Linked DNA regions of Homo sapiens: region 2 is linked to region 1. A link is an interaction called in ENCODE POLR2A ChIA-PET data of the cell type or tissue named here. Cell type or tissue: A673. All regions are shown on one strand. Links, peaks and the distances in the headings refer to the core of each region. The heading gives the core; the rest is flanking DNA.

Region 1 (16,255 bases), core at 4,518-7,017:
TGTAATTTTTTATAAAGGGTATTATACAGTGGCACAAGCACTAAACTAAGCAACTCTGGGTTCTAGTCTCTACTTGGCCACTTTTAAACTAGTGTTAATTTAACTCTAAAGTTGTACATGCACACAACCCGCATATTCCAAGAGCTTGTTAGGTACAAGGCTTGTTACAAAGACCAGCAGTCTCCCCGCTGTCACTCCTGCCCCATCCCTTGCTCTCTGAGCTCAACTCTTAGAGCGGATTGTTCTGCTTGTTTACCTCCAGCTCTCTAAACAGGCATTGCTCTATCCTCTTCTTACTTTTTCAGTGTTAGGCATTACCTTTGACCTCTCATGATAAAGGAGAATTTATCTTTTTTTTTTTTTTTTTTTTTTTTGAGATGGAGTCTTGCTCTGTACCCCAGGCTGGAGTGCAGTGGCGCCATCTCGGCTCACTGCAAGCTCCGCCTTCCAGGTTCATGCCATTCTCCTACGTCAGCCTCCCGAGTAGCTGAGATTACAGGTGCCCGCCACCGCGCCGGCTAATTTTTTTTGTATTTTTAGTAGAGACGGGGTTTCACCGTGTTAGCCAGGACGGTCTCGATCCCCTGACCTCGTGATCTGCCCGCCTCGGCCTCCCAAAGTGCTGGGATTACAGGCGTGAGGCACCGCCCCGGCCAGGAGAATTTATCTTATGCACCCCCACCCCATGTGCATAGCCCTTTTCTTTTCATTATAATTACATTTTGAATAATTCAGCATTTACATTGTTAGGACTTTGAAAACATTATTCCCAGCTGAGTTATATAATCTATGGTTGCCTTTTCTTTCCAGCACAACTTTTTGTTTTCCCTGGTGTTAATAATTCTTTTCTTTTCTTTTTTTTTTTTTTTTTTTTTTTGGAGGAGGGCTTTGTTTGTTTGCTTAGATTTTATGTACTTTTCCCGTGTTCATCCCTAAACTCTTCCCCCGGTGTAATCTACTTGTGTCGAAAGTGTTAGGGTGCTCTGAAACAGCGTTGTCAGCCTGCAGGCAGCCATCCTCTCTGGCTGTGTTGTCTTTTCTCGAGTTAGCTGGAACTCTCTGCTGCCTCCCAGAGGGACGGTGAGACTTAGAGTCTGGCTGAACGTGAAGCCCTATTTGTTTGTGACTAAGACTGCTTGTCAGCAAGAACTGTCAAGAATGAGTCTTCTGACAGGCAGAAGCACTAATTAGCTTTTACCGTGACCAGTCATGAAGAAGCAGAGTAGGTAAGTAAAGGTGCCAGGGGTGAAATGAAGACCACATGGTATATAAGATATGTGCAAACAATAGTTAAAACAGAAAGAATTGTTTTTCTTTCTTTCTTTTTTTAAAAATACCTTTTTAAAAATAATGGAGATGGGTGGGGGGGGGGGTTGGGAGGAGGGTCTTGCTATGTTCCCCACGCTGGTCTCGAACTCCTAGCCCCAAGCGATCCTCTCACTTCAGCCTCCCAAAGTGCTGCGATTATAGGCATGAGCCACTGCACCCAGCTGAGAAGGAATCTGTGAATTGCTTCTCATTGATTGTTACAGGAAATGATGTTGGAGACATGAATGATCTAATTAATGACTCTTAGCTTTGTATATATTTTGTTTACCTCAATCATAGATTTGGTCTGGTTGTGAATCATGTCTAAGATGTTACTTTTGGGGTCGTCATTATTACATACATGGGAGAAAAACTAGAGGGCAGAAGGAGTCTCTACTATTTTCATTAATAGAACAATTTGCTACAGAACTGTTTTAAGTATTAAATACACAAAAGCTGCCATTCTAGATAGCTAGCAGTAGGAGGCCACAGAGATCATGATTCTGGTGGAATCAGATTGAGTCCTGCAGATTTCCTATTGGAATTGGAAAAGAAACCAAGGGTAAGTAGTCTAGTTGAAATGCTGTAAACCCTTCTTAAAATTCAGGATCAGATAAACTAGATTAAAAATGCCATCCTGTTTTTCATAATGCAGTAACAAATGAATCTAAAATGTGCAACACCACTTTCTTATATGCTTGTGACATTCTTAGTAAATAAAACAAGCAGAGTAGGTATACTGATGTATAACCACCACTTTTTTCCATTGCACTTCTGATTTTTAGTTCTTGAGTCCCCAGTCCAGGCCCTGATTACTTTATGTCCAGATGACTTTCATAGCCTTCTAATGACGCTTTATATCTTGTACTCCTCCACTTCATTCTATGTATTGAAAGCAAGAGTTTTCATCAGAAATGGTTTCGTCACACGTGTCCTATGATAAGCAACCTTTAGTAGTCTCCTGTCAAATAGTATTTCAAGTCCAAGCCTCTCCATTCATTCATTCACTCATTCATTCTAGACATACATATCGGGTGCCTTTACCTGGGCTAAACCTTGGCTCTCAAGACAGACACTCGGGTATGCCCCCAAGAGCTTTATATTTGCATGTGCATTTTCTCAGTGTTCTGCAGTCTCTGTTACGGCTGAGTAAACTTACCTTGTCTCCCCTAAATTTTTACCTTTGTGCCTTTAAACATAAAGCAGCGTCTGTCATTTTATAATTCTCTTCTTTCAGAACTGCCTCTGGTTATTAAAAACCTGATCTACCTCTATTACTCTATGATCTTTCAGCTTTGTGTTATTTAATTTACACCATATTAATTTCATTTATTTCTAGTTTTTCTCTATTAAAATTCTATGTGTGTGCTGTTGCTTAAGTACAAGGTGGTCTTTTATTTCTTTACATTTCCTGTTAATGCCAAATAGCGTAAATTCCTTCTAAACAAAGGAAATATTACTTTAATGACTACAGCACATCCCATGGGTCGCTTTCCCTGTAACCTTCCAGTGCCCTCTTCTTTTCTAGCAGAACCTCCACTTTGCTTAAGAATCCACTCTTCTCTGTATACCCATATGCTCTGGGGAAGCTAGGCTCAGGCCCCAGTCACAGCCCACGGCTGTCAGGAAGGTTCTGTTCTTGCCAGTTGATAGGTTTGAGCATGAACATGTGACCCAGTTCTGTCCCTTGAGACATAAAGAGAAGCCTGGTGGAGGCTTCCAGAAAGGTTTGCCATCCTGGTGAAAAAGAGTTGGATGAGAAGTTCTGCCCACTGTGGGCCAAGCTCCAGCTGTCTTGCAGCCATGAAGGGAGCTAGCCCAAGCATCATCGCCACATGGAGCGGGGCAGAAAGACAGCTGGGGCGGGGGCCTTACTGCATTGCTGAGCCATCCTTTGTTGGGATTTCTTGTTATGTGAAGATAGTGAGGCTTTGTCGGCTTGGGATTTTCTCTTATTTTCAGACAAAGGCGTCTGGCTAACTCTTCACCATCAGCTCTCAGTTTAGATTTCCCTGATCTCTGACAACATCTCCTGCCATGCGTTTACCACACCACGTAGTAATAGATTATTTGCTTCTCAGGACCACAATTGACTGTAAACTCTATATGAGAGCAGGAACTTCACCTTGATCACTGTTATGAGATGTGCCTACAAACCAGCATAGTACCTGGGGACTGATAAGTTTTGAACACCTATATTTATTCATGTTATCCTGAAAGTAGATGCAGAGTTTCTGGGGCAGGGACAAATTATGATTATTATAGCAATAACCTAGGACAACAGACTTGAGTTTATAACCCCTGGAAGATTTCCACAGTCCTGGTTTCATCATCCTTCTGAAATGTAAACACATAGCTCAGGGGAGGTAAGTCCCTCACTATCTGTTCAGTCATCTTTTAAGTTTTAAGGTTGTCCTTTAACACAAGTCCTAGTAAAATTTTCCCAGTTCTAATTGTGCAGAAGTATAAAGACACTCACTTCCTCACACTGACAGAGTAGGTGCTCAATAAACTATTTGTTGAATATTTAACAAATTTAAAGAATAAATCTAATTTAAATCTAATTTAGTGGTGTCAACTGGGTCAGGGATTGTGGGCTTTTGTGGGGGGTGGGGAGAAGCATATGAGAATCATCTGGGGGGCATTTTAAATCAACAGGATACTTCTCACCTGCCAGTTCCGACATCTCCTATTACTGTCATATTCCTTAGGGTTTTTAGGTTTGTTTTTGTGGCCAAAAGGATGAGAACTTGGATATAGCCCACACTATGTTTGAGCCTTTCTTATGAAAGTTAGGAATGGAACCATTTGTGTTGACACCTGGTCCCAAGGCTGCTATCTCAATGTTCACATTCATTCCACCTGAGTCTTCTGTTTTGTGTTTCCTTGTACGGATTTGGTAGAATATTTATTAAAGGATGTTTCTTTTTTTTAATTAATAGCTTGCCTTTTTTTTCACAGAGGGTTTGAGGCAACTTTACCACACAAATACATAAAATGAAATAGCATATAAACAGAAAATCAGAACTGAGAAAAAAGGTTGCACATGTGTTGATTTTAATTCAGATTTGCTTCATGTTTTTATTGATGCCTAGTGCAAAATGACAAATAGCATCAATTATGTTAATAATTTTTAACATTTTTATTTAAGCCACATCCCTGTGTTGTAATCTATGAGACCTCTTCTGAAAAGAGTTCACACACACACACACACACACACACACACACACACAGACACTGTCTCTCAATTTTGCTATAATGTCTGTCCCTGGCACATCATGGAAACTTGTTATTAGAGAAGGTGAAACATACTCATTTCTTAGGAGGAAAAAAATATTCTTGGTATTAAGTTCTAAAAAATTTATTTCTTTAATAAAATATTCTAGACATATAGAAAAATAGACTAAGCTATCAAATACCATCAGTTTTGTAATATTTGCTTTAGATTTAAAAAAAAATAGAGACGAAATAGAGACCTCTTATTTAGCTCTTTTTGATTCTATTCTGCTCTTTTCCTCTACAGTAGAAACCACTATCCTGAGTTTAGTGTTTAACATTTCCAAACATATTTTATACTTTTACTACCTTTGTTTACATTTGCATCATTTTATATATATTTTATTTTATTTTATTTTATTTTATTGAGACAGGGTCTTACTCTGTCACCCGGGCTGGAGTGCAGTGGCATGATCTCGGCTCGCTGCAGTCTCCATCTCCCAGGTGCAAGCGATTCTCCTGCCTCAGCCTCCCGAGTAGTTGGGATTACAGGCATGCGCCACCACATCCAGCTAATTTTTGTATTTTTAGTAGAGACAGGGTTTCGCCATGTGGCTGGTCTCGAACTCCTAATCTCAAGTGATCCTCCCGCCTCAGCCTCCAAAGTGCTGGGATTATAAGCGTGAGCCACGGCACGTGGCCCTCATCGTTATGTATGTAAGACATTATTTTTTATGATTTGAAACTTTATATAAACCATGTTTCATCGTAGGCCTCTGCAGCTAGTCTTTTCACCTAACATTTTTTTTTTATTGTGAAAAAAGAAACACATAACATGAGAGTTACCCTCTTAACAAATTATTGTGTATGCTACAGTATTAACTATAAGCATAATGTGGTACAGAAGATCTCTGGAACTTTTCATTTTGCATGGCAGAGACTCTGTTCCCATTGAATAGCAACTGCCCATTTTTCCCTCCCTCCAGTCTGGCAACAGATTCTACTTTGTGTTTCTGTAAGTTTGACTACTTTAGACACTTCATCTATGTGGTTTCATGCAGTATTTGTCCTTCTTCACTTAGCGTAATATCCATCACTTAGCAACAAGGTTCATCCATGTTGTAACTTACGACGAGATTTCTGTTTTAAGGCTAATATTCCACTGTATGTATACACCATATTTGCTTTGTTTTTTCATTTAAGATGGATTTTAGGTTGTTACTACCTTTTGGTTATTGTGATTAATGCTGCAGTGAACAAGGGGGTGGTGCAAGCATTTCTACAAGATTCTGATTTCAGTTTTTTTTGATGAATATCCAGAAGAGGGATTTCTGGTTTATATTGTAGTTCTATTTGTAATTTTTTAAGGAATCTCCATACTGTTTTCCATAGAAGCTGCACCATTTTACAGTCCCACCAACAATGCGCAAGGATTCCAGTTGCTTCAGATCCTCACCAAGACTTGTTATTTTCTGGGTTTTTTGTTTTTGTTTTTTATAATGCCCATCCTAACATATAAGAGGTGACATCTTACTGTGGTTTTCATTGGCATTTGATGACATGTACGCCTTGGCCATTTGTATATCTTTTTTTTTTTTTTTTTTTTTTTTTGGAGAAATACCTATTCGAGTCTTTGGTCTATTTTTTCAGTGGGTTATTTGGGGTTTTTTTGCCACTGTTGTAGCAGTTCCTTATATATTTTGGATATTAGCCCCTTATCAGATAACATGGTTTGCAGATATTTTCTCCCATTCCATAGGATGCCTTTTTACTCTATTGATTCTTTATTCTTCTTTGATACTTGTAGCTGTCCTTATTTCTTTCATAAATATACGTAATACTCATATATAAGATATTTCATTATGAGACTATATTGTATGCATATTCTCCTGATTCACATTTGAATTGTTTCCAATTTTTTGCAGTTACCTGTATTCTGATATGTACCTCCTTATGTTCGTGTGCCAATTTCTCTAGTGTACATTTTCAGGAGTGGAATTACTTGGCTATAGGTATGCGTATCTCATCTTTATTAGATATTACCAAATTCCTCTCCAGAGTGGTTGACTCAGTGTAACTTTCTTTCATTAGTGTGATACTTTGCCAGTCTGACGCGAAATGCTGTTTCATCGTAGTGTTAAACTGCATCGTACTGAACTTGAACATCTTATGTTTATTTTCACCGTGATTTCCTTTTTTGTTAACTAGCTATTCACAATTTTTTGCCTCATTTTTTTCAATAGAGTTGTTTGTATTTATTTACTGACTTTTAGGACTTAATGTATCCTGAAAATTAATACCTTTTTGTTATGTATTTTGTTAATATCTTGTAGTCTGTGGTTTGGTTTTTCATTTTGTTTGAAGAACCTTTTGTTAGAATTTTTAAAAACTTCAACATAGTAACACATTTATCAGTCTTTTACTTTATAATTTCTACTTTTGTATGTTATTTTAAAAATCATTACCTAAAGAGCATTTTTTTCCTAAAAATTGTCAAAATTTTATTTTTACATTTAAGCCTATAGCTTGAAAATGTGTCTCTATGATGTGAGATAATGATTTTATTTTCTTATAGTTAACTTATGTCTCAGGATAACTGTTGTTCAATAGTCTGTCCTTTCCCCGCTGATTTGCAGTGCTACTGCCATCATATATCAAATTTCTGAACATACGTGAGTCTTTTTCTGGGTGCTCTATTGTTTTTCATTTATCTTTACTGTTTTGCTTATCATTGTTTCATATAACTTAAAGTTTTAGAGAGTGGCTGCCTGTTTTCTTCAAATTTGTCAAGACTGTTCTTGGCCCTTTTTTCTTATGAATTTTAGGATCAGCTTACCATGGTCCATGAAAGACCCTGTAGGGATTTTGATTGTAATCATGTTGTATTTCAGTTCAGTTTAGGGATATTTATTAAGTCTTCCATCCACAAATATAATGTATTTCTCAACTTACTTGGCTTTATAATGTTCTCTATAAAGCTCTTGAAGATTTTTTTGTTAGACTAATTATTAGAAAGCTTATAGCTTTAGTTGCTGCTTTAAATGATAGGTAGCTTTTCTTATTGAAATTACAATGTGATGTTTTGGCTTATAGGAATTATATTAATTTTGTATCTTGATCTTTTAACAATACTGATGAACTTATTTTTTATTAGTTTTAATGGTTTTCCTTCATAATTCTCTATATAGATAATGATTACTTGGAGATGAAGACAGTTTTGTTACATCATTTAAATTTTTATATTTCCTTTGTCTTTTTTATTAATGTTGACTAAGTCCTCTATTATGTTATTAAGTAAAAGTGATGATTGTAGTCATCCTTCTTGCATTTCGTAGCTTTTGAAGGAAATACTCCCATTATTTAACCATTAAGTGTGATTTTGTTGTAGGGTTTTGTTTTTGTTTTTAAGTTAAGCAAGTTCTTTTCTATTCCTGATATGTGGGATTCTTTTTTTTTTTTTTTTTTAATCATGAAGGTTGCTAAAGAATTAACGAAAGTGACCGGGCGCGGTGGCTCATGCCTGTAATCCCAGCACTTTCGGAGGCCGAGACGGGTGGATCACGAGGTCAGAGATCAAGACCATTCTGGCTAACACAGTGAAACCTCATCTCTACTAAAAATACAAAAACTTAGCCGGGCGTGGTGGCAGGTGCCTGTAGTCCCAGCTACTCGGGAGGCTGAGGCAGGAGAATGGCGTGAACCCGGGAGGCGGAGCCTTGCAGTGAGCCAAGATCGCGCCACTGCACTCCAGCCTGGGGGACAGAGCAAGACTCTGTCTCAAAAAAAAAAAGAGTTAACAAACCATTTTTCATTTTTTTAAGGACAAATCTGACCTTAGATTAACTCTCTACTCAGTTCTCCTGAACCCCTGGTAAAAGGGAAATGTTCACCATGTTACCAGGCAACATTGTTGTGGTGAAAGTGACCTCTGTTTGGTAAACATATCTGGACTGGGAGGAACTGTAAGTGAACTCTAAATTCCTGATTAGAAGCTGTAGCTTCCCCAGAAGTACTGACTTTTCAGAAATGGGTATGTCCTTTGTGGGAACCTTGGACGCCGTGACTAGCACCGTTATATGATATTTGGTTTCTGCTTGGGGCACAAAGTTTCTAAGCCAGCATGTCTGTGCACCACCCTTGTGATTTTATTTTATATTATTTTGTTTTATTTGAGACAGAGTCTTGCTCTGTTGCCCAGGCTGGAGTGCGATGGTGCAATGTTGGCTCACTGCAACCCCCACCTCGCGGGTTCAAGCGATTCTCTTCCCTCGGCCTCCCGAGTAGCTGGGATTACAGATGCCCGCCACCCCACACCTGGCTAATTTTTGTATTTTTAGTAGAGACAGGGTTGTACCATGTTGGCTAAGCTGATCTCAAACTCCTGACCTCAAGTGATCTACTCACCTCGGCCTCCCAGAGTGGCACCAAACCAGCATGGTACCTGGGCCCACCCTTGTGATTTTCATTTCCTTGCCCCTGAGCTGTCAGCTGGATGCCAGAGAGAATAGCTCCTGGATGGCCGTGTGGGCTCATGTGGGGGCTCCTTCCATGAAGAGAAACACCTGAAACCGCCCTGTTGGCATGCTGTGTTTTCTTCTATGCTTCCTGAGTAGATAAATGGCTGCTGATTGTGGCCTTGGTAACTGAGTAGCTCAGAATGTGTAATTAGAAGTCCCACGTGGGCACTGCAGTGCATCCAAACAAAATACAGAAATAAAAGTGGTTCCTGGGGTTGATCTAACTTCATAACTCTCACTTAAAATCCTCGATTTCTAATATTTATTGGAATACTCATATTTTCATTGACTATAAATATTTTAGATTGAACTTACAAGTATATATACTATACTATCTTTTTTAATGTGTTAGATTCTATATATGTTTGCCAACCCCAAAATGGTTCCACTGCTAAAAAAAAAAGTTTGATAACTAATGTTTTAGACCTGTACTGTCCAGTGGGTAGATATTTGCTGCTGTAATATGGCTATTAAAGTGAAATACAATTAAAATTCAGTTTCTTAGTCATACCAGCCATAATTCAAGTGCTTACTAGCCATATGTGGCTAATGGCTACTATCTTTGACAGTGTAGATATGGAGCATCTTCATCATTACAGAAAGTTCTGTTGAACAGACTTTCTAGGCTTTATTTTTAAAATTTATCCACCTTATCAGAGAGCATTATGTTTTTACTATATATGCTATATGCAATAAGAATCAGCATATCTTTCAGGGACATTATTGAAGACCCCAGTGTATCATGTATAGAATGATCCACTAGAGAAATATTTCTTAGATTTGAGTACCAGGAGAAATTTATTTTCCCTGAAATTTACCCTCTGATCATGTCCAGTTTGTAACTGATCATTTTTCCCTTTTTGCTTTGTCACTAGAGTGTAGGGCCAAGTTTATGGCTCACTTTAACCATTTGGCCTACATATTTGTATGCTTTGTGTAATTTTTGAAGGCTCTGGTTTTATCTTGCTAGTCTGCTTATTTTCTTGTCTGGATGTTTGTATTAATAAAACTATAAATTTTGCATTTTAAGGGGGGTGTAAATACCGTATAATGAATGAATACCTTTAAGATTTTGATTGATACTTCAGTTAGTTGGTAGGAGCCATTTATTACTGAACCTCAGAGGTGAGAACGGGTGAAGGAGCTAAAAGCAGTCAGTCCTTAGCTGATCATTACAGTGTACACACATGTAATCTGGACTGCTCACCAAATGAAATTGTGTCCAGAATTGGTGGGTTCTTGGTCTCACTGACTTCAAGAATGAAGTCATGGACCCTCGTGGTGAGTGTTACAGTTCTTAAAGATGGTGTATCCAGAGTTTGTTCCTTCTGATGTTCGGACGTGTTCAGAGTTTCTTCCTTCTGGTGGGTTCGTGGTCTTGCTGGCTTCAGGAATGAATCTGCAAACCTTGGCGGTGCGTGTTACAGCTCTTAAGGTGGTGCATCTGGAGTTGTTTATTCTTCCCGTCTGGAGTTCATTTCTCCTGGTGGGTTCGTGGTCTCGCCAGCCTCAGGAGTGAAGCTGCAGTGTTACAGCTTTGCAGTGAGTGTTAGAGCTCTTAAAGGCAGTGCAAACCCAAAGAGTGAGCAGCAGCAAGATTTATTGCAAAGAGTGAAAGAACAAAGCTTCCAGCGTGGAAGGGGACTGGAGCAGATTGCCACTGCTGGCTTGGGCAGCCTGCTTTTATTCCCTTATCTGGTCCCACCCACATCCTGCTGATTGGTCCATTTTACGGAGAGCTGATTGGTCTGTTTTACAGAAAGCTGATTGGTCTGTTGTGACAGGGTGCTGATTGGTGCATTTACAATCCCTGAACTAGACACAAAAGTTCTCCGAGTCCCCGTTAGATTAGCTAGACACAGAGCACTGATTGGTGCATTTACAAACCTTGAGCTAGACACAGGGTGCTGATTGGTGCATTTACAAACTTTGAGCTAGACACAGAGTGCTGATTGGTGTATTTACAATCCCCTGGCTAGACGTAAAGGTTCTCCAAGTCCCCACTAGATTAGCTAGACACAGAGCACTGATGGGTGCATTTACAAACCTTGAGCTAGACACAGCGTGCTGATTGGTGTATTTATAATCCTTTAGCTAGACATAAAGGTTCTCCAAGTCCCCACTAGATTAGCTAGATACCGAGTGCTGATTGGTGTATTTACAATCCGTTAGCTAGACATAAAGGTTCTCCAAGTCCCCACTAGACTCAGGAGCCCAGCTGGCTTCACTTAGTGGATCCCACACTGGGGATGCAGGCGGAGCTGCCCTCTAGTCCCGTGCTGTGCGCCCGCACTTCTCAGCCCTTGGGTGGTCGATGGGACCGGGTGCCGCGGAGCAGGGGGCAGCGCTCATTGGGGAGGCTTGGGCCGTGCAGGAGCCCACGGTGGTGGGGAGGCTCGGGCATGGTGGGCTGCAGGTCCTGAGCCCTGCCCCGCGGGGAGGCAGCTGAGGCCCGGTGAGAATTTGAACGCAGTGCTGGCAGGCCAGCACTGCTGGGGGACCCGGCACACCCTCCACAGCTGCTGGCCTGGGTGCTAAGCCCCTCACTGCCTGGGGCTGGCGGCGCCAGACAGCTGCTCCGAGTGCGGGGCCCACCGAGCCCACGCCCACCCGGAACTCGTGCTGGCCCACGGGCACCACGCACAGCCCTGGTTCCTGCCCGTGACTCTCCCTCCACACCTCCCCGCAAGCAGAGGGAGCCAGCTCCGGCCTTGGCCAACCCAGAGAGGGGCTCCCACAGTGCAGCGGTGGGCTGAAGGGCTCCGCAAGTGTGGCCAGAGTGGGCGCCAAGAGCAAGCGAGGGCTGCCAGCACGGTGTCACCTCTCAAAATGACTTAGAATGTATACCTGTCATACAACCAGTTTAGCTTGCTTTTCTAAAATGTTTTTAATTTTCAAAATAATGTTTAAAGAAGCCTTACTGAAGTTGATTGTAAAAAATTTCAAACTTTTAAGTGTTGCTAGGGAAATTGAACCGAAAACATATCTGATTATTTTACTCAAACTAGTGAACAGGGTTTAAATAAAGAGGGTGGAGGCTGGGTGCGGTGGCTCATGTCTGTAATCCCAGCACTTTGGGAGGCCCAGGTGGGCGGATCACCTGAGGTCGGGGGTTTGAGACCAGCCTGACCAACATGGAGAAATCCTGTCTCCCCTAAAAATACAAAAAATTAACCAGGCATGGTGGCACATGCCTGTAATCCCAGCTACTCGGTAGGCTGAGGCAGGAGAATTGCTTGAACCTGGGAGGCAGAGGCTGTGGTGAGCTGAGATCGTGCCATCGCACTCCAGCCTAGGCAACAAGAGTGGAACTCTGTCTCAAAAAAAAAAAAAAAAAAAAAAGAGTGTGGAGGACTCTTTTTAACTTTGCTTATGAAGAGAGTTTTGTTTTTTTTTTTTGGGATGACAGTCTGATTCTGGGTATTCATGCCTTCTCATTGGAAAATCACCACTGTGCTTTCTTCTTTTTTTCCATTTTTTTCTTTCATAGTTAGAGATGGAGTCTCACTCTAACTGTAACTGCGGGAGGGTAGTGATGTAATCACAGCTCACAGTACCTCCAGCCTCAGCCTCCCGGTTAGCTAGGACTATAGGCACACATTACCACACCTAGCTAATTTTTTTTTTTTTTTTTTTTTTTTTTAAAGAAACAGGGTCTCACTCTGTTGCCCAGGCTGGTCTTGAACTCCTGGGCTCAAGCAGTCCTCCTGCCTCAGCCTCTCAAAGTGCTGGGATTACAAGCACTGAGCCAGTGTACCCAGCCTTTTTTCTATTTTGTTCTTGTCTTGTATATTTTACATTTTATAGCTTTTCATGTTTCTGAAACCACTTACCACATTTAGGCCAAAAGGCAAAATAATAAAAAATAAAACCAACCTCACCTAAAAAAAAGTTTAAGGATTAAGTATTTCCATATACCAGTGTTGAACAGATTTGAACAATATATTTGATTTTATGCTCTCCAGTTGCTAAAGTGAGGAAAAGAAACAGAATTATATTGTTTTCATGTGCTGACAGCCGGAAGCATGTAAACATCTGCAGAAACCAAACGTTTCCTGGAACTAAGCTTGAGCAGAAATCTATCACGTGGACCTTTGTTTAAAGAACCTTGTGAAAAACCACAGTTATGTAAAAGATCCAGGAGCGCAGTTCATGTGGATTAGATTCTCTAGGAGGCAGAGAGTCTAAGGAGATCAAAGAAAACAACGACTTGGGAAGTGCATGTGCTGAGCGCTGGAGCCAAACTAGCAGAAAGGAGTTTTAGAGGCACTGAATCCAGGCCTCTGGTTTTTGGGGACTGTAGTAAAGAAAGGAGTTGAGGCCTGGTGCAGTGGCTCATACCTTTGGTCCCATTACTTTGGGAGGCTGAGGCTGGAGGATGGTTTGAGGCTGGAAGTTCAAGACCAGCCTGGGCAACAAAGCAAGACCCCTTTTCTAAAAAAAAAAATTAAAAAAAAATGGATGTGATGGTGTGTGCCTGTAGTCCTAGCTACTCAGGAGGCTGAGGCAGTAGGGTCAGGAGGCAGAGGCCGGAGTTGAAGGCTGCAGTGAGCTATGCGGGTACCACTGCACTCCAGTCGGGTGACAGAGCAAGACCCTGACTAAACAAAAAATAACAACAAAAAAGGAGGCAGGGGTTTAGAAAATACCATGATTGTTAACAGGACCATCAGATTTCATTTTTTCTAAAATATTAGATATTGTCAGTGTGGTTTTTATATAGGTGCTGATTCTGTTCTGTTCGTCTTCAAGTAACAAATGCCTGCAGTGGAGATATCTTATTTTGATGATTAACAGGAAGCTTTTAAGCTTTGAAGAAAGCAAACAACATTTTCCATGGACCTTTAAGAGCTGGGCTAATATTTTTGCCCACACAGAACTCTAATTCATTTCAGAGTCAAGGGCAACAATAGAATACTTTTTCAAGGACCTTGCATTTGTTAATACAGGTTTTCATAATAGAAAGCAATTTAAATATTCAGAACTAACGTAACATGGAAGAAACAACTTTTTCCTGAAATATTTGAGAGACAAATATAACAAACAATTCATCTTTACTATGACAATCTCAACGGAAAGACTTCAGTGTGGTCATATTAATGCATTTTCTGTTCCCAGCAGGCAAGTAAGGCAAGGGAAGCATCAGCTCCCAGGCTATTGTAGTCATCCAGATGGAGATGAGGTAGGCTCAGATGGCAGTGGTGGGAGCAGGGAGAAGTAGTTAGAATTCAGATGTAGTTTTAAGATTGAGCCAACAGGGTTTGCTCATGAATTGGGCAGAGGATATGAGGGAAAGAGAAAACTCCATCTTGGAGGATGGAGTTACTGTTTCCTGAGATGAGCAAGCCTGTAGGAGCTTCAGGCGTGGAGCACTAGGGGAACATCAGGAGTTTGGCATGGCATGATGTTAAAAGGGGAATGTCTATTAGACATCCAAGCGGAGATGTCAAGGAGGTGGCTGAAAATATGAGCCTTGAGTTCAGGGAAGAGGTTCAGGCTCTTATTTAAGGTGCTGAGACCCATTGAGATGACCAGGAGGAGAGCGTATAGACAGGAAAGTTTGAGAATTGAGAGTCCTGGGTCGCTCTGGCATTAAAAGGTGGATAATGAGAAGAAGTTTAAGGAATGGCCAGTGAAGGAGGAGGAGAGTCAGTAGGTTGTGGTGTCCTGGCAACCCAGCAAAGAAAGTGCTTAAAGAGGAGAGTGATCAGCTCTGTCTGTGCCGCTGGCAGGTCCAGTAAGAGGAAGACTGAACAGTGAACATTAGATTGAGTGAAAATGGTTTCTGCTGCTTTTTTGCCCAAGTAGTCTTGAATGAATTCAGTTAACCTGTCTCTGGGGATAACAATGGTACTTACCTCATCAGGTGGTGGTGATGAACTGTTTATTTATTTAAAAAAAATTTTTTTTGAGACAGGGTGTAGCTCTGTCACCCAAGCTGGAGGGCATTGGCATGATCACAGCTCACTGCAACCTTGACCTCTTGGACTCAAGCAATCCTTCCGTCTCAGCCTCCTAAGTAGCTAGGACCATAGGCATGCACCACCACACCCAGCTAATTTTTTATTCTTTGTAGAGAAGGAGTCTTGCTATGTTACCCAGGTTAGTATCAAACTGTTGGACTCAAGCAATCCTCCTGCCTTGACCTCTCAAAGTGTTGGCATTACAGGTGTGAGCCACCATGGCCAGCCTATGAACTGTTTAAGTGGATGACCAGCCTAGGCAAGAAAGATGCCATCTCTAAAAAAAAAAAAAAAAAAAAAAGCAAAGAAAAAAAAAAAAAGCTGGATGTTGTGCCATGTGCTTGTGGTCTCAGCAACTCAGGAGGCTGAGGTGGGAGGATCACTTGAGCCCAGGAGTTTGAGGCTGCAGTGAGTTAGATTGCCCCACTACACTCCAGCCTGGATGGCAGAGTGAGACCCTGTCTAAAAATAAACAAATAATGCTCACTTTGGCAGCACATATGCTAAAATTGAAACGATACAGAGAGGAGTAGTGTGGCCCCTGGACAAGGATGACATGCATATTTGTGAAGCATTCCATCTTTTTAAAATTCAATTTTAAAAAATTTTAAAAAGAAATAAGTAAATGGATGAGATAATTCCTTTAAAGCACCTCTTCCTGTACCTGGCTTTTGGGTATTTCACAGTTGAAGACATTGCTGGCTTTAACAATAGCAGTTTTAGGGGAGCAGTGGGGACAAAGCCTGATGGGAATGGGAAGAAAGAACTGGAGACAGTGGATGGAGTCAGCTCTTTTGAGTATTCTTATAAAACTGGATTAGAGAAATGGGGAGTTAATTCGTGGGACCCTGGGGTCAAGAGGAAAGGCCAGTAGGCAAGAAGGCCTCCCTCCCTCCCTCCCTCCCTCCCTCCCTCCCTTCCTCCCTCCTCCCTCCCTCCTCCCTCCCTTCCTAAATCCACAGACCTTCTATGGTGATTGGAATCATCCTGTATAGAGGGAAAAGCTGATGATGTAGTTGGATTTAGGACCATAGATAACAATGGACCAAAATAACTAGATTGTCCTTGCCACCTGCCCCCGCTTCTCAGTCTTTTATTCATTCATTTAACAAATATTTATTGTAGGTTCACAAGGTGCCAAGGACGAAGCTCAGGTGCTGGGAACAGTGGTGGTTAAGGGACTAATCAAACAGGCATGAGCTCTACACCCTCATGAAGTTGTCACAGTCCGGTGGAGATAGGCTTTCTAAA
Region 2 (16,255 bases), core at 13,228-15,727, 190 kb after region 1:
TGATTGATATTGTAGGCAATAAACAAGTGAGATTCAGATTATTTTTAAAAATTTTTTTCATGGGCACTGATGGATGTTTAAAAAATTATGACGTGTTCTGTTCATGACGCGTTCTGTTCATTTCCAGAGAAGAGAAAAATGTGGTTGCTTTTGAAAGGAGGTTTTTTGTTTTGTTTTGTTTTGTTTTTAAACGTCTAGCTTATTCATTACACCAGCGAATAGCAATGACCTCAGTCTAAAAAGCAAGTTAACCATCATCTCTCTCCTTGCCTGGGAAAAGAAGCCTTTATCTAAGTAGCCAAAAGATGGGCAAGGCTGACCACCCAGTCATTTCGGCTGATCAGGATTTTCCAAAAAACAAAAAGCTCTCTGTTTTCACAACTGAGTGACAACTCTTAGGAAATACTACCAGCTTACTCAGTTTGAGTAAGGCCATGGAGAAGTCTGGTGACAGTCAGTTGCCTGGATGCACATGTTACACATGGCTAACGATGCTGTCACCACTGGGAGCTTTCAGAATTGGAGAAAATAACACCGTGTCTCTTGCTTTCTGAACATGGAATTTTTAACTTTTTTTTTTTTTTTTTCTGGAGACAGAGTCTCGCTCTGGCGCCCAGGCTGGAGTGCAGTGGCATGATCTCAGCTCACTACAACCTCCACCTCCCGGGTTCAAACAATTCTCCTGCCTCAGCCTCCCAAGTAGCTGGGATTACAGGTGCCCACCACCACGCCTGGCTAATTTCTGTATTTTTAGTAGAGATGGGGTTTTGCCATGTTGGCCAAGCCGGTGTTGAACCCCTGGCCTCAGGTGATCCACCCACCTCAGCCTCCCAAAGTGCTGGGATTACAGGCATGAGCCACCCCATGCCCAGCTGGAATTTTTTAACTTAAAAAAAAAAAGTTTCAGTGTTTGTCCTTACCCATTATGTGCCCAGTTAGTTCTATACCAGTGAAAGTTCCCCCCAAAAGAAAAAGAAAAAGAAAAAAAAGACTGTCATTTTCTTGAGCAGCTTTCTTGAGCTCTGTGTGTGTATGCCTATGTCTGGGGCATACACAAGGACTCTGGCAGGCCCACTAAACTCTACCACGTAGTTGCCAGATATGCTGTAAACTGTCACCTGGAAGTTGGGATTTACTCTTTTATTTTTCTGTTTATTTTGCATGAGTACTGTATGTATAAAAAAGTAGCCACATATGGATGGTCAAAGGGTTTCCTAGAAATATGGATAGTCAGAGGGCTTCCTAGAAATATGGATGGTCAAAGGTATCCTAGTTTTTCAGGTAAACTCCACTAGAAACCAGAACCATATCCCAATTCCATAGCCTTTATTATTTCAGATCAATAGAAGCAGAATCAAAATGCATTTGGAGCTTAGAGGTCAATTGATTTGGAAACCACTCCGGTGCAAAGAATCTCTAGATTCATTGATTTTGGAGTATTGTTTAGGGGAAAAGGACTTTAAAGGCTGGGCGGGGAAGCTTTATTCCTTTTTTTTTTTTTTTTTTTTTTTTTTTTTTCAGAAGACATTTATGAGTTTATTGATTTGGCACATTTCCAGAGGACAATTCAGTGACATATACCAACATGTACAACAGATTCATCTTTTGACCCAACTTTTTCACTCTTTTTTTTTTTATTTTTTTTTATTTAATGTTTTTTTTTTATTATACTCTAAGTTTTAGGGTACATGTGCACATTGTGCAGGTTAGTTACATATGTATACATGTGCCATGCTGGTGCGCTGCACCCACTAACGTGTCATCTAGCATTAGGTATATCTCCCAATGCTATCCCTCCCCCCTCCCCCGACCCCACCACAGTCCCCAGAGTGTGATATTCCCCTTCCTGTGTCCATGTGATCTCATTGTTCAATTCCCACCTATGAGTGAGAATATGCGGTGTTTGGTTTTTTGTTCTTGCGATAGTTTGCTGAGAATGATGGTTTCCAATTTCATCCATGTCCCTACAAAGGACATGAACTCATCATTTTTTATGGCTGCATAGTATTCCATGGTGTATATGTGCCACATTTTCTTAACTTTATAACCTGTGTGGGGCAGGAGAATTAACCTGCTTTTGGATTAGAGGCTGCAAAAAAGCCAGTTCTGGTGACCACACTAAAAAGATTAATGAGCACTTAGCACCAAATTAAATACCCCCCTGCCCCCGCCTTTATGAAAGTGGAGTTCATAGTACAAATGTGACAGCGTTAAACATTGAAGCCATTCGAAGGAACCTGGGAAGTACTCAGGCACCGATGAGTTAAAAACACAGAGACATCCAGTAAGTGAGTTCCCGCTGGGCACGGGTCTGTTTATCTTGCCTTTCTGAAGTCAGAGCCAACATTCTTAATGGTTTTGAATGATTCAGAATGTTTCTTTTTTGGCAGGGCCAGTTTCCACGCATGGGCTTATGACTAAAACCCCTTAGGTGAGGTCCAAAGCAGAAACCAGCCTCACACTTAATGTCGTATTTCAGAATCATCTTATTTTAGAGCAAAAGGAAAACTATTAAATATAGCTTGCTTATTTCAGACATGAAGGGACGGAACCAGGGAGGCTTTGGTCAGCCAGAGGTCACAGGACTGGAGAGAGAGGCCAGCCCGAGGCAGACCTCTGGGTTCTGGGCCCAGCCCTCCCTCCTCTGCACCACACAGCTCTTGTCCAGACCTCGGAAGGAGGTTCCAGCGTGGCCTCAGCCTCCCGCTGGAAGAGGCAGCTTGCCCTTTGAGATCGTTTAGAAAACGACTTGGGTCAGAAAGGAGAACTTCATTTTTACAAAATGAAACAAATCAGTTATTTGCCATAGACAGCTTTTTCAAAATATCCTTTGCCAGTGTGTCGTGAATGTATTAGCTCTGGGACAGAAACAAGAATAATAACAATTCTATCTACTATATGCCAAAAGAAGAGACTTGATATACTTCTTTTTTTTTTTTTTGGATGAGAATGAACTTATGCCACACTAGTTCTTAATAAAACAAACTGAATCCTTACCACAGGAGAAAGAATTGAGCAATGTTCTAAGAACAGGCTGTCCTCTTTGGGGCACTGAGTGAATGTAATATTTAGAAGATGCCCTTGAAGCTCACAAGTGCCTCTTGGGATGGAGTAAAGGGGGAGAAACGGCGAGAGAACTCGGACAGAGAAGCTGTCCATGGGAGGAGAAGGCCTTGGGAAGAGCCATCGACTCACCCCCTTCCTGCTTGATTGAGGACTTTGGGAATCACAGATGCCATAGGAGAGAACCCATTTCTTCAAAGCCAGGAGGTGAACCGGCCCACCCCTGCTGTGCCCACCACACTACAGCCAGTAAGGGTTCTCCTCTGGACCTGAGCCACTGTCCCCAAGGGCCAGAAACCAGCCATGTGTGGCGTCCCCAGAAAAGGACATGAGCAGGTACTCAGCCCCGCCACACACATTTGTCTAAGGAGAGAAAGCAAGTCAGCGAAATGGGATCTGCACCAAGATCTCTGCACCCAGGGAGCTGCTGTGGAGTAAATCCTATTTTTCCAGGTGGTGTTTAAACAGCTGTCATTGATCACTTTGCTTTTTTTAATTGATTATTTCGAAACGTGTTTTCCCCCAAAGGATGTTAGTATGTCATAAATATTCAGTTAAGCAACTCCAGGATGATCTTTTAGTAGGAGGAGCTGTCTTTTGGTCCTAGTAACACTAAGTGCCATTTTTTCCCTCTTCTAAGCCCATGGAAACAACGTGGAGGAAAAATGATTATATATTTAGCTTCTAGCATGATTTTAGAGATAAATGACAGCCACCTCCCAGACCTCATTCCCAACACCTGTATTAATTTTTATTTTATTTTTATTTTTTTGAGACAGAGTCTCGCTCCATCACCCAGGCTGGAGTGCAGTGCTGTGATCTCTTAGCTCGCCTAATTTTTGTATTTTTAGTAGAGACGGGGTTCCGCCATGTTGGCCAGGCTGCTCTCGAACTCCTGACCTCAAGTGATCCACCTGTCTCGTCTTCCCAAAGTGCTAGGATTACATGCATGAGCCACTGCGCCCCACCTTGTCTTTATTTTTAAAGTAGGCAATTTATTTTAATTTTTTGTGTGTGTATGACAGGGTCTCGTTCTGTCACTGGAGTGCAGTGGCACCATCAAGGCTCACTGCAGCCTCAACCTCCTGGGCTCAAACGATCCTCCTGCCTCAGCCTCCCAAGTAGCTGGGACTACACTCACCACCACACCCAGCTACTTTTAAACTTTTTTGTAGAGACATGCAGTCTTGCTGTGTTGCCCAGGCTGGTCTCGAACTCATGGCCTCAAGCGATCCTCCAGCCTTGGCCTCCCAAAGTGCTGCGATTACAGGTGTGAGCCACCATGCCCAGCCCAGTTTATTTTTAAAAGAGCTACTGGCTGGGCGTGGTGGCTCACGCCTGTAATCCTAACACTCTGGGAGGCCCAGGCGAGTGGATCACCTGAGATCAGGAGTTTAAGACCAGCCTGGCCAACATAGTGAAATCCCATCTCTACTCAAAATACAAAAATTAGCTGGGTGTAGTGGGGCATACCCATAGTCTAGCTACTTGGGAGGCTGAGGCAGGAGAATCACTTGAACCTGGGAGGCGGAGGTTGCAGTGAGCCTAGATCGCACCACTGCCTCCGGCCTGGGCAACAGAGCAAGACTCTGTCTCAAAAAAAAAAAAAAAAAAAAAAAGCTACTGAAGAGAGGAGTTTCGCTGTGTTAAGACCACTGTGCGTCCATAATGGCCTTCCCTCAGATCTCTCTTCCAGGGAGCTAGGGCTGTCTACACATGCTCCGTAGAAACAAATGCACATTTTCTACACGGGAGTGAATTGGAGAGTCGTGGTGGTGATAGTTTAACTGAAATCTACCTTGGATTTTTTTTCTTCTCTGCTTTATATTTGTTTAAAAAAGCATGATCCAGCAAATGCATCAAATTAAAGCTGTGGGTACAGTTCTCCTAACAGAAAATCACACAGTAAGCTGGGACAATGGAACAGAAAGCAGTGGGTATTGTTTTCTTCTTAAGATTTTTATATTCACATTGGATGAGAATGTCTCCTAACCCTCCCCTTGCTGTTGTTCTTGGAATGGGTACCTTATTCATGGCCTCCTTACATAGAGGGAGCAGATTCAGGACAGAGGCTCTGCATGCTCCTGGGTCCCTCCTAAGCGAGCACTCCCCTCCACTGCTCCTCCTGTTCGGCATGCTAGATTTTCTGTGCACTTGCAGTCATACGGAAACTGGCTTCCTTCTTAGCTGTGCGTGTGAAAGTCACCCCAGTGTTTCACCTGCAGTGTGAGTGTAATTTGGGGTCCCATGACATGATCATCTTCCTTTTGATTTCTAAAGCTAGGGTCAGGGAAGGGGACTCGTTTTGAGCCAAAGGGCATTTTAAGGGCATCATTTCATATGTTCACTGTCTGCAGCCAACACTGCACTCTAGACAAATGGGTACCTTTATGTCCCATTTATTAAGACATCCTGCAAAAGGGGCTCCTGGCCCCTGTGGGAAGCTTGAAAGGAACAGACCATATCCTGTTTCTTTTTGCTCATACCTCTGTGGTGAGATCTTATTCTGACCCCATAGTCTGGTGCCATACCTGTGGGTCCCTGTATCTCCTAGAATTCCCCCTATGCTAGTGTTTAGCCCGTGTAATGACAGTTATCTGTCCACAGGGCTGTATCCCCCGCCAGCTTGTAAACTCCATGAAGACCGGCCCTGCGTCTCACTCACTCCTGTCCACAGCAGTGCCTCCCACATGTTAGGTCTTAACAAACATCTGTTTCTTCTACTCTTCATAAAATCCACGCTTCTTCTCACCCCCCCGTCATCCCTGATCCCAGCTAACTTTGACCCTGTGTGCGGGGGCGGGGGATCTACATGTGGGCTCCACCCCCGCACGCCTGCTGCCCTGTCATCTCTGATCCCTGGCGGTGGGATGTCTACCATGGCTCTGCCCAATCCCCCACTGTCTTCACCCCTGCCACATCTGGCATGATTTTACCGTCCCCTTCCTAGAGTTCTCCCTTTCTCCCCTGCCCAGGCTGCACCCCTGGAGAGCCCAGCTCAGGCCCCTGGCCCCTATGAAGCCTCTCCTGAATAATCCATCAGCCTGCCCTGAGCTCATCCAGTCTCCAATGACGATTGTGCTCTCCACCAGCAGGACACACCGGAGCACTTTCTCTGTCCCTGAGAATTGGACTCCATTCCACAGTTAGGTCCTGGGTCACATACAGACATTTCACATCCCCTCCTCAGTATTCCCCAGCAGCGTGCAGCACAGTGCGGGCTTCTAGGAGGCAGTCGGTGGATATTTACCCATGATTTTAAGAGGTCTGTCTTGACCAGGAATGTTGAGAAGTGACCTGTGTCTCTGCAGCATTGCTGCTAGTTAGTCCCTCGTGGAAGAAGTGGCATGTCCCTCCTGTGTCTGGCTCACGGGGACCGGCGCCTCCTGTGTTTGCCCCCGCCATGCCCTGTGGTTTCCTTTGACACCCTCTGTCATTGTCTATTTTTATGTTTTAAACTTCAGTGGGATTTACCTCTCGTTTGCTCCCATATCCTCCTGGTAAATTGTAAACTTGGTGAATCAATGATGAGTAATCAGTAGGCAGAAATGGTTGGAATTTCCTGGTCCCAGTTTCAGATCATATCTGTCTTTCCCCAGACTCCTAACTTCCTGTTGGGACATCCCTTGGTCTGGCCTTTCCCTCCAGAGAAGCCCCCAGACCCACCCGCAGCCTTGATTTACTGATGCCTAATCTTATTTTAGTCTTTCACACCAGTTTTTAACAACTCGACTGTATAGATCTTCTGGAAATTTTACCCAAAAATGTTAGATGTGCCATCCCCTCACAGGGGAAAGTGGTGGGGTGGTGGGGGTTAATGTGTTGAAAATCTATGTATCTTGTATTTTATTTGAGTCAGCTGTGTTTTCACAACAACTCTGAGAGTTAACATCATTTCTACTTTATAAATTAAAAAAACAAAACAAAAACAAAAAACTAAAGCCCCAAAAGGATTGAATAGCTTGCCAAGGCTGTGTAACAAGTGAAATTTGAATCCGGGTCTGTATGATCCCAAAGCTTAAGCTGCCCGTCTTTCTATTCCCAGTTCAAACGTGCCTTGAAATGGGAGCTCACTTGATAGTACTTGGCTTTTAAAAGGCTACGTACATGTAAGTACCTTCACTCAAATATGCTGGGGCTCAGTAGGAGAAGCAAAGAGAAGGAAAAGGTATTGATTGATCGATTTGATTCTAAGCAGAGATTGACAGAGATAAGCTTCTAAGACCTTTCAGGCCCCAGAGTGTGACTGTTGAGCACCTAAGAAGACCTCACTTGACCCGTGACTTCCCGCCAGAGCCTTGGGAAGCCCATGAGTGCAGCGTGCTCGCCGGCTGGGCTGGAACTTGCTGCTCTTCTCTGCAGTGGCAGGCTGGCTTCTGCCCCTAGACTGGAACTGCCAAGGGCTGCTATAGAAGGGACAAACTTCCAGTGCTCACTGAGGAGCCAGGGGTATCCTGGGAAGCTGAAAATGCATTTGTCAAGCTCAGGTCTTCACAATTGAGAAACCCCATCACTAACCCGTACGGTTTTCTTGACCAAAACTTTCAGTGCTCTGTTTTTCCCATCTGTAAATAATGTTCATACATCTAAATCCTAGGAGGTTGCAGGGACAGTGGCTTAGAAAGTCACCACATTCTCTAAAGGAGTGACAGAGAGGATGAAAGAAGCATGCTCTATAATTAGGTTTTATTACATGCTTTTTAAGGTTAATTGAAGGACTTCCCAGCAGCTTCCCTAGCCACTTTTTCAAATACTGAAAGCTTCCAGAAAGCAGCAGACAGGTGTTCCTCACAATCTGACACAGACTTCAGTTACTGTTGAAAAGTGAAAGAGGGCTGGGCGCGGTGGCTCACACCTATAATCCCAACACTTTGGGAGGCCGAGGTGGGCGGATCACCTGAGGTCAGGAGGTCAAGACCAGCGTGGCCAACATGGCAAAACCCCATCTCTACTAAAAATACAAAAATTAGCTGGGTGTAGTGGCACACGCCTAAAACTCCAGCTACTTGGGAGGCTGAGGCATGAGAAAAAATCGCTCGAACCCAGGAGGCGGAGGTTACAATGAGTCAAGATCATGCCACTGCACTCCAGCCTGGGTGACAGAGTGAGACTATCTCACAAAAAAAAAAAAAAAAAGAAAAAAATGAAAGAGCTCCTGTCTGACGTTGGTTTTCTATACCCATTTTTATAATCAGACAATTTTGGAAACATGCTATTATGATAGTGTTTAAATATTCCAGAATTCTGTGTGTTCGGTAGCTTCACGTTGGTTTGATTGTTGTTTTACCCCACTGCCTCTTCCTTCCCATCTGTACTTCTCAGCTTGATTTTTTAGATGTATTTTCTGTTGTAGGACAGTATCAAATGGCTTTTTCTGACCATTTATTTTACTGGCCGAGCTCCTCTTGGATTTTAATCTCAACTCTCAAGAATCTTCCCAACATAATCTGTTCCTGTTGTGATATCATCTTTCTTGAGAGCTTCCCAGTCACTGAAGAGCATGTTCAGTAGCACCTGGCTTAAAGAGTCCACCTGCGAATCACAAATCATTGTCTTCACCATTCAGCTCCGACCCACACATCTGGGCAACATCATCCCCACTGGCCAGTAAGCACGGGGAATGCTCTGTGGCCTCAGCTGTGTTCTGGTTCCTCGGTGGAGCTGTAATCATTAACTTAGAAATTGCAATTGGTGGTAACTTAACAGAGCTTTCTTCATCAGACTGCTGAGTCATGCAGCCTCTTGCTGGGTAAAATGTGTCTTGAGATGTAATCCCCTATAAGGACACCCCCTTGGAGCCACTGTGAAGGCACTCCCAGCTTCCCTAGCAGGTCGCATCAGGGGGACGACTGAAGGATTTACTTGAACAATCAGTTTTCAGAAATGAAGACCCTACGACCTTGGCTTCCTCTCTTGTGATGCAGCTGAAAGATGCATTTCGTCTGTAAAGTTAGACCAGGTAGGAGAGAATGTGAGGTGGTTTCCATTCTTCTCAGTTGCCCTCCACCTGATTCTGAAGCCGTCACAGACCGTCCTTGCAGACCGGCGCTCCCCTCCACAAACCTTCTGCAGCCTGTACTGCTACAGCACGAGGCTGCAGAATCAGTTGTGAAAATAGAAGCCTTCTACCGTCTCCTGTGCGGGATCCTTGCCTGCCTTTCTTCTGTGATGGGATCTATAGGCTTAGACTGTGTTTTATTTCCTAAGACACCTTGCTGAGCAAACCTTGCTGCTCTGCCTCGTGTCAGCGGTTTCCTTAGCAACGGCCACACCTCACGTTTTCTCCCGCACAGAGCACCAGCATGAGGGGGCATGTGTTGCTCACTGTACAGGAACTTTCCCAACCTGTGTGTCTTAAGCAGGAAAGAGAAGGTGCTTTCTATTTCTTGTTTTTAAAAATGCATCTGTTGGTGACACTGGTGGAGAAACATGTTTACGAGAAAACAACTGACTTTTTCTTCTGCTGTTACTCCAGGAGATTTCCTAGGAGCTCATACTGTCATTTAAATTCCAGGTGCAGGTCTTCTGAACAAATGCCTCCTGAGGATTTCTGTGCCTGGAAAATATCTGTTAACAGACTGCTTTTACACCTACGTAAGTAGAGGCTTCTGCTTATAAGTCAACCTCAAGGGAGTTTTATTTTGTCCCTGGATGATTCCTCAGTACATTTTTCTTTTTCTTTTTTGAGGTAGGGTTTTGCTCTGTTGCCCAGGCTGGAGTACAGTGGTGTGATCACAACTCACTGCGGCCTCAACCTCCCAGGCTCAAGCGATCCTCCCACCTCAGCCTCCCAAGTAGCTGGGACCACAGGCGTGTACCACCCACGCCTGGCTAGTTTTTTAAAATTTCTTTTGTAGAGGCAGAGTCTCCCTGTGTTGCCCTGGTTTCAAACTTGGGCCAAGTGATTCTCTGCCCCAGCCTCTCAAAGTGCTGGGATTACAGGTGTGAGCCACCGTGCCTGACAAGCCTGATATGTTTTTTTAAATGATCATTAGTATTTGATCTCTACTCTTTTTCTCTCAACCACCCAACTCCCGGTTTACGGTCAGGAAGAATCTATAACATGAACTCCTGCTTAAAAACAAGGGTATAGATCCCATATTCAGGTCTTAGACTGGGAAGAAGAGAAGGCAGTCAAAAATATTAAATATATGAATTTCAGTAAATTCAGTTGGGGATGCCATTTCAGCTTTGCAGTCAGTTACTCCAGAATATGTCAATGTATGGCAAAGCATGTGACAGCAGGATCTCTGCACCCTCTCCATTTACCAGCTGTGGTGGATCTCTTAGCCACATCTCTGTTTATAATGTGCTTATTGAAAACTAATGTATTACTTTTATTATCATAGCTACCATTTACTGAATATTTACATTGTGCTAACACTGGTTCAGATGGCTTCATCATATTTACCTGATTTAATCCTCACAACAACCTTATGTGCTAGGTCCAGTTATTACCATCTTTTTTTTTTTTTGAGACGGAGTCTCACTCTGTCGCCAGGCTGGAGTGCAGTGGCGCGATTTCGTCTCACTGCTGCAACCTCCGCCTCCCAGGTTCAAGTGATTCTCCTGCCTCAGCCTCCCAGGTAGCTGGGACTACAGGCACATGCCACCACGCCCAGCTAATTTTTGTATTTTTATAGAGACGAGACTTCACCATGTTGGCCAGGATGATCTCAATCTCTTGACCTCGTGATCCGCCCATCACAGCCTCCAAAAGTGCTGGGATTACAGGCGTGAGCCACCGCACCCGGCCTATTACCCTCATTTTACAGATGAGGAGACTGAGGCACAGAGAGTTAAAGTGATTTGTGCAGGGTTGTGTGAGGAGCTGGTGGCAGAGCTTGGCATTCTGGCTCTGGAGTCTGCATTTGGCCATCTCACCGTACAGTGTCATAGAAACAGGAAACTCGAGAAGATAAACTGCCAGGCTGTATTTTGGAGTCAGTATTTTAACACTGTCACCATCTCAAGCATGATCTGTGGGACTCATCACTGTGCTCTTTGACTTGAACTTCTTTAAGGTTAGTGGGAAAATGAAGCTTTAGAGAAGATGGGACTGGCCTAAGGTCACACTGCATGTCAGAAGTGTGGTGGAGGGTCCAGGTCTTCTGACCATTCAGTGCAAGCCAAATTGTGCTAATTTCCAATTTTTCTCCCTTTCTCTTGGTGAGCTATTTGGTGCTACTTCTACTCCTCATGACCAAAGCTGGCTTTCATGGTTTACTCATGTACTTACTGATGAAACCCTGAGACTTGGGGCCAGTGACTGTTCAGAGGTCCATGTGAAGATGCGCTGAATGGTATAAAGGACAGAGCAGTAAAGAGTGCTGGCTGAATGCCTGGGCTGGCAATCAGGCATGTTGGAGTTTGAGTCCCAGTCTGCCACTCCAGCTCTGTGACCAAGAGGAAGTGAAGTCATGTACCCTTTCTAAGTCTCTAGCCCCTCTTCTGAAAGACGAAGATGCCACCACCAACCATGTTAGTGGTTGTGAATGCCAAGAAAGTCCATGTGAAGCACATAGCATAGTGTCTGCCATGCGTTAAGTGTTCCAAAAATGGAAGCTATGACTATTTCACAGAGTACACTTCCCATCACTTTTCAGTTCATTTTGGCCTTCTCCCTCAAAAGCACTCCAGTGTTCTGATCCAGCTGATAAAACACCAAACATTCACATAGTGCTTTAAAAGTGACCCACTGTTTTTACAGACTGCATTACATATGACCCTAACAACCACTGCAATATAGAAATTCGCATCTCCATTCTCCAGATCAGGATACCGAAGCTCAGAAAAATTAAATGATTTGCCCAGGATCACATAGTTAGTAAGCAGCCCAGCCAGATCCTGTGTTAACTTGTTCATCCGCTTCCTATAAGAAAACATCCATTCAAGGCACATGGGGCAACAAAGAAGGACTTAGAGCTGTGTGGCCCCTCGTCAGGGCAGTACCAGTTGCACCCATAGTCCGGCCTGAATACTCAGCTTAGGACTATTGTGTCCAATGTCCCAAACATTTTGAAGCTACATCTTAAAGAAGTGTCCTGCTCAGATGCAGTTCTCCTTGTGAAATCCGCAGGCCCCAAGGAAAGTGACTTTAATCCAGTTTGCTCATGCAAGAACAGACTGGCATTTCACATCCAGGAAAACAATGGATTTGTACTGTTCAGCTTTTGCCATGCAAGGAGTTCCTGGTGTGGTTTATTAATTTACATCTCAGGCTCCAGCTTCACTATCAATCAGATTTGGAAGAAAAAAGTTACAAAGAAAGGCAGCTTGCTGAGAAACAGCGGAAGCATGACGGTACAGACTGGGTTTTGAAATGGAGACACATTCTCATGGCTTGTGGGCTGAGAGACACTGAGAAAGGATTTTGTTCTTGAAAGATGATTGTTTTAATGCTGGAGATGGAGAGTTTTGACAATTTTAAGTGCATGTTCTGTGTGTAAGAAAGAGTCATTACGTTTTTTTTTTCTTTCAGATGTTGCCATGCCTTAAAATTGCTGATGATTAAAATAGAACATCCTGAGTTACAGAAATTCAGCCCTAGTGTATCCTGGCCTAAAAATACAGAACAATCAAGTTGATTGTTGGAAATGAGAGGCTAGGCAGGGTTGGAAACATGCTAATGTTTACTGAGTGAAATCTTTCCTTCTCAGTAGAGTTGCCCTTGCAGCTGAAAGTCACTGAAAGACTCAACAAAATAAGCAGATCCCACTTGTCTCACTCTGTTCTCCTATGCATGCCCTGGAAAGAGAATGAATGAGCCCTTTTTAATTTATCAACTGGTTTTCTTCCATCTCTTTACTAGTGAGCCATGGGGGTTTTTTGCCGTTAACTGGGTAGCCAGTCTCTTCATGGAGACTTATTTTCAGGAAACTAGCCTCTTGCTTTATGTGAAAACAAGGACCCAACTCAAGATGTCTTATCACAGTGTGTTCTGTTGCGTAACAGTTGCATCTGTAGTCCAGCCTCAATACTCAGGTTGGGACTGTTTTGTCCTGATGTCTCGAACATTTCAAAGCTACGTTCTTAAAGAAATGTCCTGCTCAGATAGAGCTCTCCTTGTGAAATCCTCAAACCCCAGGGGAAGTGACCTTAAGCCAGTTTGCTGGCTTTTCATGTCACAGAAAACAATCGACTGCCACTACTCAGCTGTTGCCACACAGGAGTACCTGGCGTGGTCACTACTTGCCAACTCAGTACCCCACTTTCTCCCCAAGGACATAAAAGCAATGTGGGAAGATATACCAAATGACCTTGTCACACTGGGCTAATATGAAGAGCCCACAGATGCAAAATAATGTATCATACCTTTATTCTTCTGATTTTTTTTTTTTTTTTTTTTTTCGGAGACAGTCTCACTCTTTTGCCCAGGCTGGAATCCAGTGGCGCGATCTTGGCTCACTGCAACCTCTGCCACCCGGGTTCAGGCAATTCTCCTGCCTCAGCCTCCCGCCCAGCTAATTTTTGTATTATTAATTAGTAGAGAGAGGGTTTCACCTTCTTGGCCAGGCTAGTCTTGAACTCCTGACCTCGTGATACACCTGCCTTGGCCTCCCAAAGTGCTGGGATTACAGGCGTGAGCCACCGTGCCTGGCCTTTTTTTTTTTTTTTTTTTTTTTTTTTTGAGATGGAGTCTGGCTGTATTGCCCAGGCTGGAGTGCAGTGGCATGATCTTGGCTCACTGCAACCTCTGCCTCCCAGGTTCAAGTGATTCTCCTGCCTCAGCCTCCTGAGTAGCTGGGATTGCAGGCATCCCATACCCGGCTAATTTTTTTGAAACAGAGGCTTGCTCTGTCACCCAGGCTGGAGTGCAATGGCACGATCTCAGCTCAGTGCAACCTCCGCCTACTGGGCTCAAGCAACTCTCCTGCCTCGGCCTCAGCCTCACTACAGGCATGTGCCACCACGCCTGGCTAGTTTGGTTTTTTTTTTTTGTATTTTTTTAGTAGATATGGGGTTTCACCATGTTGGCCAGGTTGGTCTCAAACTTCTGACCTCAAGTGATCTGCCTGCCTCAGCCTCCCAAAATGCTGGGATTACAGGTATGAGCCACCACGCTTAGCCTTCTGCTGAATTTTTGAGAAGCATACATAAAGACAATGTAAAAAACTTAGCATATTTGTTTGGCCCTGCTAAGGGCATGGTTGAATATATAGTGTGTGTGATGTATTTGGTGTATGAGATATATATGATCTTATCAGACATAAGTAAAAGAAATTCATTCTTCAGGAAAAATTTTCCCCATAACTGAAGTGTCAATCATTTGAAAAAACTTCTAGGCAGTAGGCAAACACTGTGACTAGTTATTTATCAAAAATAAGCAGACTTTAGAGTTTTGTAACTGATGAGAATAATCTGGCTGCTTCTTTTGTACTTCAGTCACTGATACTGCGAATTAGAGTAGCATATACAGAAGGATGCAGGGGGTCCCTAAAGGAATCACAGAATTAGTGAAACCATTATTTGAGAGTTGCAGTGATTCTTCTGTCCTGGCACTTTTCCCAGTTTTGGTGCTTAAATTTACTATCCACTTGAAATGTGTCACTGCCTGTCACTTCACAAAGTATGTGCCTTTCACTGCAGTCAACAAGCTGTTTACATCTTTGATGAAATGATTGCCACGCATCTCCATAGCCCTGGTGTTCTATTCCCTTATTCACAGAGATTTTTTTTAAAAACCAGCCTAGCAGCAATAGGTATGTGCTGTGGATGCTTCTCCATGATGATAAAGGATGAGTTTGTGCTGGGATCTCCTTATGAAAAGATAACTGGCCAAGCCCATGAGGAACAAGAATGTTATGCTAATCAGACCCAAGGTAAACAGCCTGCAGTGCACCTCCTGACTGATTAGCACTGAACCCACTTGGAATCATCAACCACAGGCACGTGGTAATTGGATGTTCTTCTAATACACATAGTGAGATTGTAAAATGAGGATGATATATGAGGAAAGTCAGACGGAGAAACTAAAGTTCAGTTCTTAAATACAAGCCAAGGGAACAGACTAAGTGAATGGTACAGCCAGGATTGGAGCCTGGTTTTCACAAGGTGGTATGTCATGATAAAACAAGCCAAAGAAAAGGTTGGGTAGTGTTTTGAGGCTAAAAGAGACCAAAGAGTCTTAGTGAATCAACCTTGATGCGATCTGGGTTTGAAAAACCTATAAAAAACCTTTTGTTTGGAGAAAGTGGGAGAAGTTGGATGTAGGCTGGATATTTGTGGGTACCAAGGAATTGTTTGTTTTCTTAGGTATGGTAAGATTTTGTGGTTATGTAGAAGAGTGTCTTCATTTTATAGAACGACCTCAAAGTAGTTAGGAGCAGTGTATGTATGGGTGGTTATCAATTTACTTTCAAACAATGCAGCAAAAAATATGTATCTATATTACATATAATTAAAGCAAAACATGATAAAAAGGAATAGTTATTGAATTTAGATAGTATGGATTTAGGAATTCATTGTATTGTCATTCCAATTTAATGTATAAAATTTTTTATAACAGTTTATAAAAACAGTGCACACCCCTTTAATTAGGTGGCCTGGGTACATGAAGTATCTTTTTGGATGCCTAGAACACAAAAAGGGACGACAACAGGCCACCTAATAAGATGATACCAAGAACTATACCATGACGGCGAAAAAGAACTGCTGCAAAAAATAATTTGCCAAGGAGAACTCAGAGTACAAAGCCTTACCTTTGGAGTAGAGGGAAGGAGAGTCTTAAGTAAAGCTCACAAAAACCCCTAACTCATAGATGCAGTCTAAGGAATTCATTCCGGAAGCGACATTAGCATCTCATTAGTGCCATTATGTGACTTACTTGGCCTCTGAGCTAGTCTATTTTCTTCCCTAGACCCCAAAATCTCAGTAATCCTTTGGATCCAAGTTATCTCCAAGTGAAAATAATAGGTTTAGGAAAGCGTTTTTCTTCAACTTCTATGGAGCACTTGCTTGCTTTGTCCTATTTGCATGTCCGACGGACGGTTCTCCAGCACCACTGCTAGTCGTCCTCCGCCTGCCTGGGTACTTGATCACAGGATGCCTCTGACTTCTCCTGCCTTTACCCAAGCAAAGGATTTTCCTTGTCTTCCCACCCAAGAGTGACGGGGCTGACATGTGCCCTTGCCTCTAAATGATGAAGCTGAACCTTTGTCTGGGCAACTTAACTTAAGAATAAGGGAGTCCC

Evidence for each region. ChIA-PET counts read pairs that join two places held together with the same protein. Peaks named below come from ENCODE experiments on the same cell type or tissue, not always from the same donor. Only the 100,000 strongest peaks of a DNase experiment are listed, where the experiment ranks them.
Region 2: POLR2A ChIA-PET joins it to region 1 with 5 read pairs; 7 of 35 experiments call an interaction of 5 or more read pairs at or near these places.

Annotation. Positions count from the first base shown.
Region 1 is chr7:131,054,221-131,070,475 of GRCh38, reverse strand. The region is part of intron 2 of LINC-PINT (long intergenic non-protein coding RNA, p53 induced transcript); the gene reads left to right. It also overlaps the pseudogene RNU6-1010P. Among named protein-coding and RNA genes, the nearest start is that of LINC-PINT, 48 kb to the left of the region's middle. RefSeq lists cis regulatory regions at 423, 3,278, 3,915, 5,147, 9,147 and 5 more and enhancers at 351-495, 3,206-3,350, 3,843-3,987, 5,075-5,219, 9,075-9,219 and 6 more. In A673, for the core only: no CTCF peak of the experiment used is centred there; no DNase peak of the experiment used is centred there.
Region 2 is chr7:130,877,719-130,893,973 of GRCh38, reverse strand. It overlaps LINC-PINT (long intergenic non-protein coding RNA, p53 induced transcript), which reads left to right. Exons shown (of 8, transcript NR_170176.1): 7 at 9,578-9,657; 8 at 11,238-12,982. Among named protein-coding and RNA genes, the nearest start is that of MIR29B1, 8.3 kb to the right of the region's middle. RefSeq lists an enhancer at 6,298-7,497. In A673, for the core only: no CTCF peak of the experiment used is centred there; a DNase peak (open chromatin) is centred at 14,563; H3K4me3 peaks cover 706 bases; H3K27ac peaks cover 1,330 bases.